Linked DNA regions of Homo sapiens: region 2 is linked to region 1. The links are chromatin contacts, found by Hi-C or POLR2A ChIA-PET in ENCODE. All regions are on one chromosome and are shown on one strand. Each heading gives the region's core, a stretch centred on a gene start or an enhancer-like site at or near the end of the contact. The rest is flanking DNA. Distances are from core to core; before and after follow the strand shown.

Region 1 (5,242 bases), core at 1,679-4,178:
ATGATTAACATGGCCATGAATATTTGTGTACATGCATTTTGGCACACTTGAACTGTATTGTAGCTTCTGTGCCAACTTTTCCCTTCCCATGGCCTTCTGTGGCCACCTCCTCGCCTTCCTACATGATTTCCATAGTTGCCTGTGACCTCATTCTGGCCACCTTCAGTGACTCTCCTGGGTGCACCTCTGAACTATGGACTCGGCTACTCCCTTGTGGTTTCTATCTCAGCCCCAGCTTTGCGGTCCTGTCTCACTACATCAAGTCCTCAATGCTGGTGCTCCCCAGATCCAGGGTCCTAAAAACCCTTTGTACATCCTCAATGGGCATTACCATCTTCATGCTAATCAACACCAAATCTGCCTCCTGACTACACCCCCCAGCCAGTCCACCAGCACAAAACTGAGCTCATCAAATTCCTCCAAGAAGTATGCCTCCAATTGTTGAAATGTTACATCCACCCAGGTACTTGAATCATTACCTAAGAATCATTCTAGCCTCCTCCCTTCCCTCTAGCCCCCTACAATCTTAACTCTCAATTATCAAAATCTGATGAGATCTACCTCCTTCAGGGCTCACAGAATCATTCCCTTCCTTTGTCTCCAAGGCCCCCACCTTGCTTCAGAATCTCCCAGACTTTTGAGACAGCCACCTCCTTTTTCCTCAGGCCTCCCCACTCTCCTCCACTGATCCACCCTAAAGCAAATCTGATCCGGTTATCACACACCCTCCACTGTCCACAGGATAAGGCCAAACTCTTCAGCAAACTCCAATCCTTTCAAGAACTGTCCCTCACAGCCAGTCCCATGTGCCCATTCTAGAACCGACTGGATCAACTCAGGAGTAGCTCCCGGCAAGTACGGCGTTCCTCCTCACCTCCTGGCTGCCGAGGGCCGTTTCCTTAGAAAGCACTTCCCACCAGCCCCAAGCTCCCCTTCTCCAGCAACCTTGACCTTTAGTTTTAATCTCCTTTAGGACGTGCCCCCCACCGTACTGCCTTCCCCAGTCCCCGCCCCTCCTCTAGGTGCCCACCATCCCTCCACAAACCACAGCTATTGTCATGGTAATAATTCCATTATTAGAAGGAGCTTTATGCTCAGCGGACCAGAGCTCCCTGAGAGCAGGGATTGTGGTATTATTTCAAGCACTGAATTTGTTCTAGTAATCCTTAAATAAACATATGTTGAATGAATGAATGCAGTAACAGGAATGTTGAGCCAAGTTTTGTTTTTGTTTTTTGAGACGGAGTCTCGCTCTGTTGCCCAGGCTGGAGTGCAGTGGCTCGGTCTTGGCTCACTGCAAGCTCCGCCTCCCGAGTTCAGCCATTCTTCTGCCTCAGCCTCCCGAGTAGCTGGGACTACAGGCGCCCGCCACCACGCCCGGTAATTTTTTGTATTTTTAGTAGAGCCGGGGTTTCACCATGTTAGCCAGGATGGTCTCGATCTCCTGACCCCGTGATCCGCCCGCCTCGGTCTCCCAAAGTGCTGGGATTACAGGCGTGAGCCACCGCTCCCGGCCTGTTGAGCCAAGTATTAAACCACATAAAACACAGGAGGAGAGGAAAGTATTCAGAGATACGACAGGGAGAACTATTTGAAACAGTGGGACCACAGACCATGTGAACTGTGCAGAGAGGCCTAAATAGCCTGGGGTTTCTGGAGGGAAGGGAGGTTCCTGGGTGGTGGAGCACTGGTGCACAGAAAAGGAGATGAATCCTGAGAGAGAGGTTCCTCACTGTGAAGGGTCTGGTGTTGGGGCCAAAGGTTTGGGGTTTCCACCTGTCCAGCATGGCTTTTCAAACTGTAGGGTTTTTTTTTTTTGAGTGGGGGGCAGGGGGTGTCTCACTTTGTTGCCCAGGCTGGTCTCAAATTCGTGGGCTCAGGCAATCCTCCCACCTCGCCCTCCCAAAGTGCTGGGATGATAGGCGTGAGCCACTAAGCCCAGCAGTAGGTTGCAATTAAATCATGCACTTATGGCCCTCAAAATCCGTCTAGGAGCTGCCACAGGTTCGGCGCTGTAAAAGTAAATATGCCCACTTAGAAAATGGGGATAATTCCTATGTCACAGAGTTGTAAAGATTAAATGAATTAATACAGATTAACACACTGGGAACAGTGTCAAGTGCATAAGCATTATGTAAACTTTAGCTATTATTTGCTATTATTGTGTTTGCTGTTATTTCTCTCTAGGAGCTCCCAGGGGGCTAAGAAGTGGTGGGAAAGAAAGAAATGATTCTAAGAGCATCCAATAAGGGCTAGAATGGAAGTGAGCAAAAAATGCTGAGGCCCACAGCACAGGTTGTACTGCGGGGTTCAAATCCCATGAGGCCAGCAGCACCCAGGGTCTGTGAGCCCTCCAGAGTTGGGCCCTGGTGGTCGAGTCCAGTCCTGGGGGTCATTGCATTCCCTCCCTCATTATAAAATGGGGCCTGGAGGCCCGGGGCGGAAGAAAGGGGTCCACAATACTGCACGGTTAGAGGCCGAGCCAAGGCTGGATCCGGCCAGACCTCCACAGGTCTTCCTTAGCCTCCACATTGCCTCAGAGTGTGGGGCGCCCGGCTGGGGGCGAGGTAGCGGAGGCCCAAAGGGGGCCGAAGCTAACTGGACGGCAGCTCGCGATGGGAACTACGCTTCCCAGCATGCGACGGGGCAAAGGGGCCTTTCAGCCGCGAGCAGCGCCTCGCAGGTTCTGCTGGGAGTTTTCATTGACCTCTGCTCCCCCTCTCATTTTGATCCCCGCTCTTCTGCTCTGGGCTCCGCCCCCTTCTGAGAGCCGATGACCTGGCAGAGTCCCGCGAGCCGCTTTCTTCTTCCCCTCTCATTGGCCCAGCCTAGCTGCCATTCGGTTGAGAGGAGGAGAAGTTGCTTACTGATTGGTGGATTCCGTTTGGCGCCAACTAGGAAAGGGGGGCGGGGCAGCAGCTGGCCCCACTGAGCCGCTATTACCGCGAAAGGCCGGCCTGGCTGCGACAGCCTGGGTAAGAGGTGTAGGTCGGCTTGGTTTTCTGCTACCCGGAGCTGGGCAAGCGGGTGGGAGAACAGCGAAGACAGCGTGAGCCTGGGCCGTTGCCTCGAGGCTCTCGCCCGGCTTCTCTTGCCGACCCGCCACGTTTGTTTGGATTTAATCTTCAGGTTGCCGGCGCCCGCCCGCCCGCTGGCCTCGCGGTGTGAGAGGGAAGCACCCGTGCCTGTGGCTGGTGGCTGGCGCCTGGAGGGTCCGCACACCCGCCCGGCCGCGCCGCTTGCCCGCGGCAGCCGCGTCCCTGAACCGCGGAGTCGTGTTTGTGTTTGACCCGCGGGCGCCGGTGGCGCGCGGCCGAGGCCGGTGTCGGCGGGGCGGGGCGGTCGCGGCGGAGGCAGAGGAAGAGGGAGCGGGAGCTCTGCGAGGCCGGGCGCCGCCATGGAACTGGGCCCGGAGCCCCCGCACCGCCGCCGCCTGCTCTTCGCCTGCAGCCCCCCTCCCGCGTCGCAGCCCGTCGTGAAGGCGCTATTTGGCGCTTCAGCCGCCGGGGGACTGTCGCCTGTCACCAACCTGACCGTCACTATGGACCAGCTGCAGGGTCTGGGCAGGTAAGGAGAGACCGGCGGGCGGTGCTCCGGGCCCCTGGCCTCGGTGTCGGCCTCGGAGAGATCAGGCCAGGAAACGGACCGGGAGAAGGGCGAGACCCGTCCGTCCGGGTTCGCCGCTCGGGGACAGCCGGGCTAGGGCCTGCCATGTGCACCCCCGCCCGGGCGGAATGTTGGGCGGGAGAGGCCGTCGGGACCTTCCAGGGGAAGAGGTGGAGATCCTTGGGCCTAAGCCCGAGCCAGGCCCACCTTCACCCCTTTCGGATTGCTCCGTACTCTCCTTCTATCTCTATCCCTGGAAGCTCTTTGGAATCTACCCCCGCGGGGAAAATCAGGCTCTTCTAGGCACTCACTTTCACCCTTTGCTAAACCATCCTCAGGATCTTCGTTTGCTGTGATCTTTGTTCCTTCTCAACAAAGGACCATGGCATTTTCTTTCCTGGCGTTTATGTAAAATCATCTCAGTCCCTCGCCCTGTGCACATTCCTGATGTCCACTCTGCTGCTTTCCTAAGGCCAGGTCTTTTTACCCAACTTTCAGAAAGCTTCCTGGGCTTTTCCTGATAGCAAAAAATGCATCCCACGGTGTTTCCCGCGGAAGAGCTACTTTCCCTTCAATCTCTGGCATCCCGTTTGCTAAGCACATGTCTTGTGCGTTTCCCAACTTCTGAAAAGCAGAAAGTGTCCTGTTCAACTTTCATCCCGACTCTGTCTCAGTACTTAGAACACATGCTTTTATTTTAGGAAATACCCCAACATTTGCCATAGCCATCATAACCTGCAATGTGGTCCAAGGCCATGCCCACCCACTCCTTTTTTCTCCTTTGCCCAAGTGCTAATTGGGTGTTCAGAGTGGCAAAGTGGGATCTTTGCCACTTGTGGTGTGGCCTAGAAATGGTTTCTGGCAGCCTGGCTGCTTCTTAATCTCATGGCCTATCTCCTGCATGTGACCTTTTAATTATATCCTATAAATCATTCATGGTTTATTTCTGTTGGTTTCAGTGATTATGAGCAACCACTGGAGGTGAAGAACAACAGTAATCTGCAGAGAATGGGCTCCTCCGAGTCAACAGATTCAGGTATTTAAGTCTGCTGTGTGGGGAGCAATACTCTGAATTTCCTGAAACATGCCTTTTCACCCAGGAGGTTAGTTTTGGTGAGAACTTGAGGAAGTCATGGCATTGGGTGATAAACTTTTTTTTTTTTTTTTTTGAGACAGAGTTTCGCTCTTGTCGCCCAGGCTGGAGTGCAATGGCATGATCTCAGCTCACTGTAACCTCCACCTCCCGGGTTCAAGTGATTCTCCTGCCTCAGCCTCCCGAGTAGCTGGGATTACAGGCATGCACCACCACACCCGGCTAATTTTGTATTTTTTAGTAGAGACAGGGTTTCTTCATGTTGGTCAGCCTGGTCTCGAATTCACAACCTCAGGTGATCCGCCTTCCTCGGCCTCCCAAAGTGCTGGGATTACAGCGTGAGCCACCGCGCCCGGTGATAAACATTATTGAGAACAATACAAAGGAGCCCTTGTGGCTGTTTATGAAGAAAGGAAATAGGTTTCAAATGTCTATAAGGAGGTGGTGTGTGCTTGCCCTTGAAGGATGGGTAGTAAAGTATAATTCACCATACCACTGTAAGTGGCATTCAGGCAATCTTACTGGTTAAAATACAGGATCAAA
Region 2 (5,242 bases), core at 1,556-4,055, 170 kb after region 1:
ACAGGCACACACCACCATGCCCAGCTAATTAAAAACATTTTTTTTTGTAGAGATGGTGTCTTGCCATCTTGCCCAGGCTAGTCTTGAATTCCTGGGCTCAAGTGGTCTTCCTGCTTTGGCCTCCCAGAGTTCTGGGATTACAGGTGTGAGTCACCATGCCAGGCCAGTAACTGGTCGACCATCTTGAATATTTGTTTTTGCCACATTGCATCATGTCATGCTTTTCTAAAAGCAGAGAGAGCTATTTTTATTGCTATGCCTAATAATGATAAGATGACCAGCATGGAGAGCTGGTTCGTACGGTTACTCCTTACTGGCTTTCTTTCTATAATTCCAGACAACATGCTTGCTCTTGTACAAACTGTGTTTAGAAAGTGGAAGAAAATAGGTGAATATTCTTTTTTATTTTTATTTTTTTGAGACAGAGTCTCACTCTGTCACCCAGGCTGGAGTGCAGTGACACGATCTTGGCTCACTGCAACCTCCACCTCCCAGGTTCAAGTGATTCTCCTGCCTCAGCCTCTCGAGTAGCTGGGACTACAGGTGCACACCACCACGCCCGGCTAATTTTTGTATTTTTAGTAGAGAGGGGTTTCACCTTGTTGGCCAGGATGGTCTCAATCTCTTGACCTCATAATCCACCCACCTCAGCCTCCCAAAGTGCTGAGTGCTGGGATTACAAGCATGAGCCACCACACCTAGCCAAGGTGAATATTTGTAATTGGTGATAACCTTTCAGCCTTGAATCTGTTTATTCTTTTTCTAGTTGTGAAGAGTTTTTGTAATTTTGGAACTTCTGATTAATTTCAAATTAGATTCAATTTCTAATAACTTTCATCGTGTCATTTTAGAAATGTGTTTTTAGCCCCTTGTTTTGTTGGTTTTTATCATTTTGGCCTGTCTCCTCTGTAGTCTACTAGGAACAGAGAAGGTGTGCACATCACTTTGATGTGGTCCTCTCTTCTGGGACCCAGCAGTTTACAGGAGCTGGTATATACAACTAACTACAGTGGGGGGTCCCCAACCCTCGGTCTGTAGATTGGTACCAGTCCATGGCCAGTTAGGAACTGGGCTGCACGGCAGGAGGTGAGCAGCAGGTGAACAGCATTACATTAACTTTGCGATAAGTGTGCCTGAGTTCTGCCTTCTGTCAGATCAGCAGTGGTTTTAGATTATCATAGGAGCGCAAACCCTATTGTGAACTGCACATGCGATGGATCTAGGTTGCATGCTCCTGTGAGAATCTAATGACTGATGATCGGAGGTGGAAGAGTTTCATCCCGAAACCATCTCCTCCCTCTCACCCCTCCTGCTATCTGTGGAAAAATTGTTTTCCACGAAACCTGTCCCTGGTGCCAAAAGGTTTGGGGACCACTGAACTACAGTATAGATCAGACTCTACTGTTACAAGTACAGATGATGTATTAGTTCTGAATACTACTGGGAGAAAGATTCTAAAAAGCAGTCACAGAAAAGGTGGTAAGACAATTTATGTGGACCTTGATTTCAAGACTTTCACAAATGAGGAGGGAGAGAAGATAACTTCAAGTTTGGAGAGCAAATGAGCATAGGGTGTACAGTGATAATGTAAGATGGTAGATGGTCCCATGTGACTAAATTGTAGGGAGACCCTACATGGAAAGCTGCTGATGATTATGGTGGGTGATAGGACTGAGTCTTGTCAGTCAGCCTTGATATTACACGTAAGAGTTTGGATTTACAAAAAAAAAAAAAAAGAAAAAAGAAAAAGACATCTAGGCATTGGGGTCCCTTTAAAGATCAGGTGGAATGTTTTCCTGATGTTCAGGATTCTTCCTGCCTGCCTCCCTCCTTGCAGAAGAAAAGATAGGTAGGTATAAGTAGTAGGTAGGTAAAGGTATGTATAAGCAGGTATAATTCAAAAGGTATATGAAGTACAGCGAAGTCATTGTGTTAGATAAAAGCAGAAACTACAAAACTGTAAGGTTTTGCTTATTTTGTCACGCTCTGCTTCTGTTTTTGGTGTTCTGTGGCTCTTTTCGCCGATCCTTTGTCTCAGCCTCATTTGTAAGTGACTTGTTTTTTCCATTTCTCATTTTTTTTTCCATCTATTAAAGTGAGGGGATTGGATCCTAGATCAGTTCAACTGGTGTAAGCCTTTAGAGCCAGGCATGGTGGCTCATGCCTGTAATCCCAGCACTTTGGGAGGCCAAGATGGGTGGATCACTTGAGGCCAGGAGTTTGAGACCAGTCTGGCCAACATGATGAAACCTCGTCTCTACTGAAGATACAAAAATTAGCCAGGCATGGTGGTGTGCATGCCTGCAATCGCAGCTACTCAGGAGGCTGAGTTAGGAGAATCACTTGAACCCAGGAGGCGGAGGTTGTAGTGAGCTGAGATCATGCCACTGCATTCTCCAGCCTGGGCAACAGGCCAAGACCCTGTCTCAAAAAAAAAAAAAATGCCTTTAGAATGTGGTTAGAAATAATTTTTGGATTGGTATAGATTAACTCTGAATGTTTTCCTGTGTTAGAGGAAGGAAGTGGGATAAATGTAAAGTTTAAAAAAAATGCTCCTTTTTCAAAATTTTGAGGGGTTAGGTATTAAGAATCTTTTAAAGTTTTACTCATTTAAAAAATTTAGATAAAATGGAAGATTCATTCTTAAGGTTGGTGATATCAGAAATGTAAGTGCTGTGTCATTGTCATTTCTTATTTTGGCCTACATAACCGTAACCAGACTTCAGACATCATGCTGCCTGTATCACATGGCTAACAGTGGGAGGTATCTGGTGTGTTCTTCCTGGAGAAATAGATTGAAATTCATTTGGACAGAAATGTTGAAGGCAGGTGCCTGATCCAAAATGCATTTAGTCAGGACTGAACACAAGCTGCCTGGATAGTTCCTGTAAGTAAGCAAGGTAGCCTTTTAACTTTGTGATGCAAGGTTTTATGTATGTGAGTATGTGTGTGCAAGTGTATACAGTATTTTTATATCCAGAGAACAGGGCTCCCTTAAATGGGGGGTGGGGGGGACTCTGGTAACTACATGAAAGTAAAATATAACTTCTTTAAACCTATATCAGTGTGTTCTTTCATGTAGGAATGTAGCTGTGTGATGGCCTCAGCTATTCTAGTAATCAAGGGCTCTCTGCTGTTGCTAATCCTATGATGAACAGGACAAATGGTGGTTACGAACAGAACCCTGTCAAGCCTGGAAATTCCATCAGTTTGTAATAGCACAGCTGTTGTCCTTGAACTGTGTAGGGAGGAACCTAGGGGTGGACAGTTAATATATTCTTCAGGGGGGTTGTAGTTTATTGCTCAGGATAGTCAAGATCTTCCTCAGTTGTCTGTTGCTATCTGCAAGTCTGGTTTGGAGGAGAAGCAGGAGAAATTCAGATTTGTCTGAGGAATCATATGTGTCTGTGAACTGTGTAAGTTGGTAGTTGATTCCTGTAGACATCCTTGCTAAAGATTTATTTTTAAGTAAAATATCATTTTGCTTGAAAGTATAAATCAAGGTTTTGTGGTTAAATAAATTAAAAACAGCACAGCTGCCAGACAAAGTTCAGCTTGATGTATAACAGGCCTCTGAAAGAAGTTCAGTAAGAAACAAATCTGGGTAATAAAGTTAATTAGTAACTAAAAACCTGCTAGGCATACTAAAAAAAAATCTGATGTTGAATATTAAATTATTATGAAGCAGGCTATACCTGTATCCATCAAGATTATAAATGATCTCCCACACTGGCGACGTGGGGTTCCTTTCAAGCCTGAGGAATGAGCACTATATTTTGGCCACAGCATTCTCACTAATGTCCTAGGATAGCAGCTTAGTGTTGGCTTTAGAATTCTCTGTCATTTAAATGTCATGCAAAAACAAACGTATAAAAGAAAACATTAACCCAGATATCTTTATGGTTCCTTGTCTTGTCCATAACCGCCCCCGCCCCCACCCACCCAAAAAGGACAGGCTATCAGTTATAGAGAAAATATAAGTGAGCATTATAAGCAGTATCCTACCTTTAGTAATAATTATTTAAAGTTTATTAAATGGGTTGTTTGGAACTCAAAATGATTTGCCTCAAAGTAGCCTAGGTCACTGAGAAGAAAGTTTATTTCTTTCTGCTGAAACTGACAGGAGGCGATATTTTGAAAGATAGCAAGCTTGTCTTTGGCATGGTATTAACTCCCTTTCTTTTGCCTCCTAGGGCTCCTGGGCCTGTATACCCTTTCCCTACTTTGATACCATATCTATATCTGCTTTATTCCCTGAAAGTTCCCATGTTGCCATAATATTTTTCTTCCTTTTTCACACCAGAACCAAGAACTCAGACATCTTCAATAGAACCATCTCTGGGATGAACAATGGTCTTTCCAGGGATGTACATTTTCTTACCCACTTTTAAATTAAGAAATAGGATTCTATACTTTTAAAAAGAGAATGCTGGCTACTGCAAATGAATGTCGGTAGAAATTTGGCTAATGTGACACAGTAAAATGAAGGTTTCCTAACACAGTGGTTAGGAAAAGTGAGTATGATGGTGGGAATCAGGCTTCTGTTCTTGCTTTTTTTTTTTGAGTCAGGGTTTCACTCTGTTGCCCACGCCGGAGTGCAGTGGTGCAATAGTGGCTCACTGCAGCCTCAACCTCCTGGGCTCAATCAGTCCTCCCACCTCAGCCTCCTGAGTAGCAGGGACTACAGGCATGTGCCACCATGCCTGGCTAATTTTTACATGTTTTTGTAGAGATGGGGTTTTGCCATTTTGCCCAAGCTCTGTTCTAGCTTTTCATGAGTTTTTTCCCTGCATTTTAGCTCCCATAGTAGCACCTTTCAAGGGGTGAATAGAAGAGGACAGAGACAGCAACAGGCCATTGGTAAACCAGATTGCCAATTTCTCATCAGACAGAATGAGCACAGACCCCGAGTGAGTGGCTCTAGATGCGAATGACCTAAAATTTTCAGGAGGACTTCATGGAGCTTAAAAGGTTCTTCAGAACTTCTGTGTAATTAAGTTAGATATTAACACTGTTTAATCTGTATAGACCTGTAAAATATTTTTAGTACAGTAATTAATTCCAGAGTTTGTGAACTATCCAAAGTAAAGCATACAACAAAGTACTGTGGCCTCATCATATATCCTTATTTCCTGTTTATGAGCACCTAGCTCTTAATAGTGAGATTGTAGTCAAGAGAGTATTTTATCATCATGCCATGTAGTTGCCTCTTGCCTTAGTTTACCTATTTTAAAAAACCCGG

What was found. Hi-C counts contacts between places; a loop is a spot of excess contacts on that map. ChIA-PET counts read pairs that join two places held with the same protein, here RNA polymerase II (POLR2A).
Region 2: a loop to region 1 is called in a map with no recorded cell type, with 5 times the contacts of the local background. The contact joins the promoter of MAP4 here to the promoter of CDC25A in region 1. A Hi-C loop is called at or near these places in 1 of 37 single-sample maps with no recorded cell type. POLR2A ChIA-PET finds 5 or more read pairs at or near these places in 1 of 52 experiments (activated naive CD4-positive, alpha-beta T cell).

The regions. Positions count from the first base shown.
Region 1 is chr3:48,186,103-48,191,344 of GRCh38, reverse strand. CDC25A (cell division cycle 25A) reads left to right here and starts at 2,928. Exons shown (of 15, transcript NM_001789.3): 1 at 2,928-3,567; 2 at 4,566-4,642. The coding sequence starts at 3,398. RefSeq lists a silencer at 3,262-3,471 and an enhancer at 3,215-3,843.
Region 2 is chr3:48,013,979-48,019,220 of GRCh38, reverse strand. MAP4 (microtubule associated protein 4) reads left to right here and starts at 2,805. Exons shown (of 21, transcript NM_001385682.1): 1 at 2,805-2,887.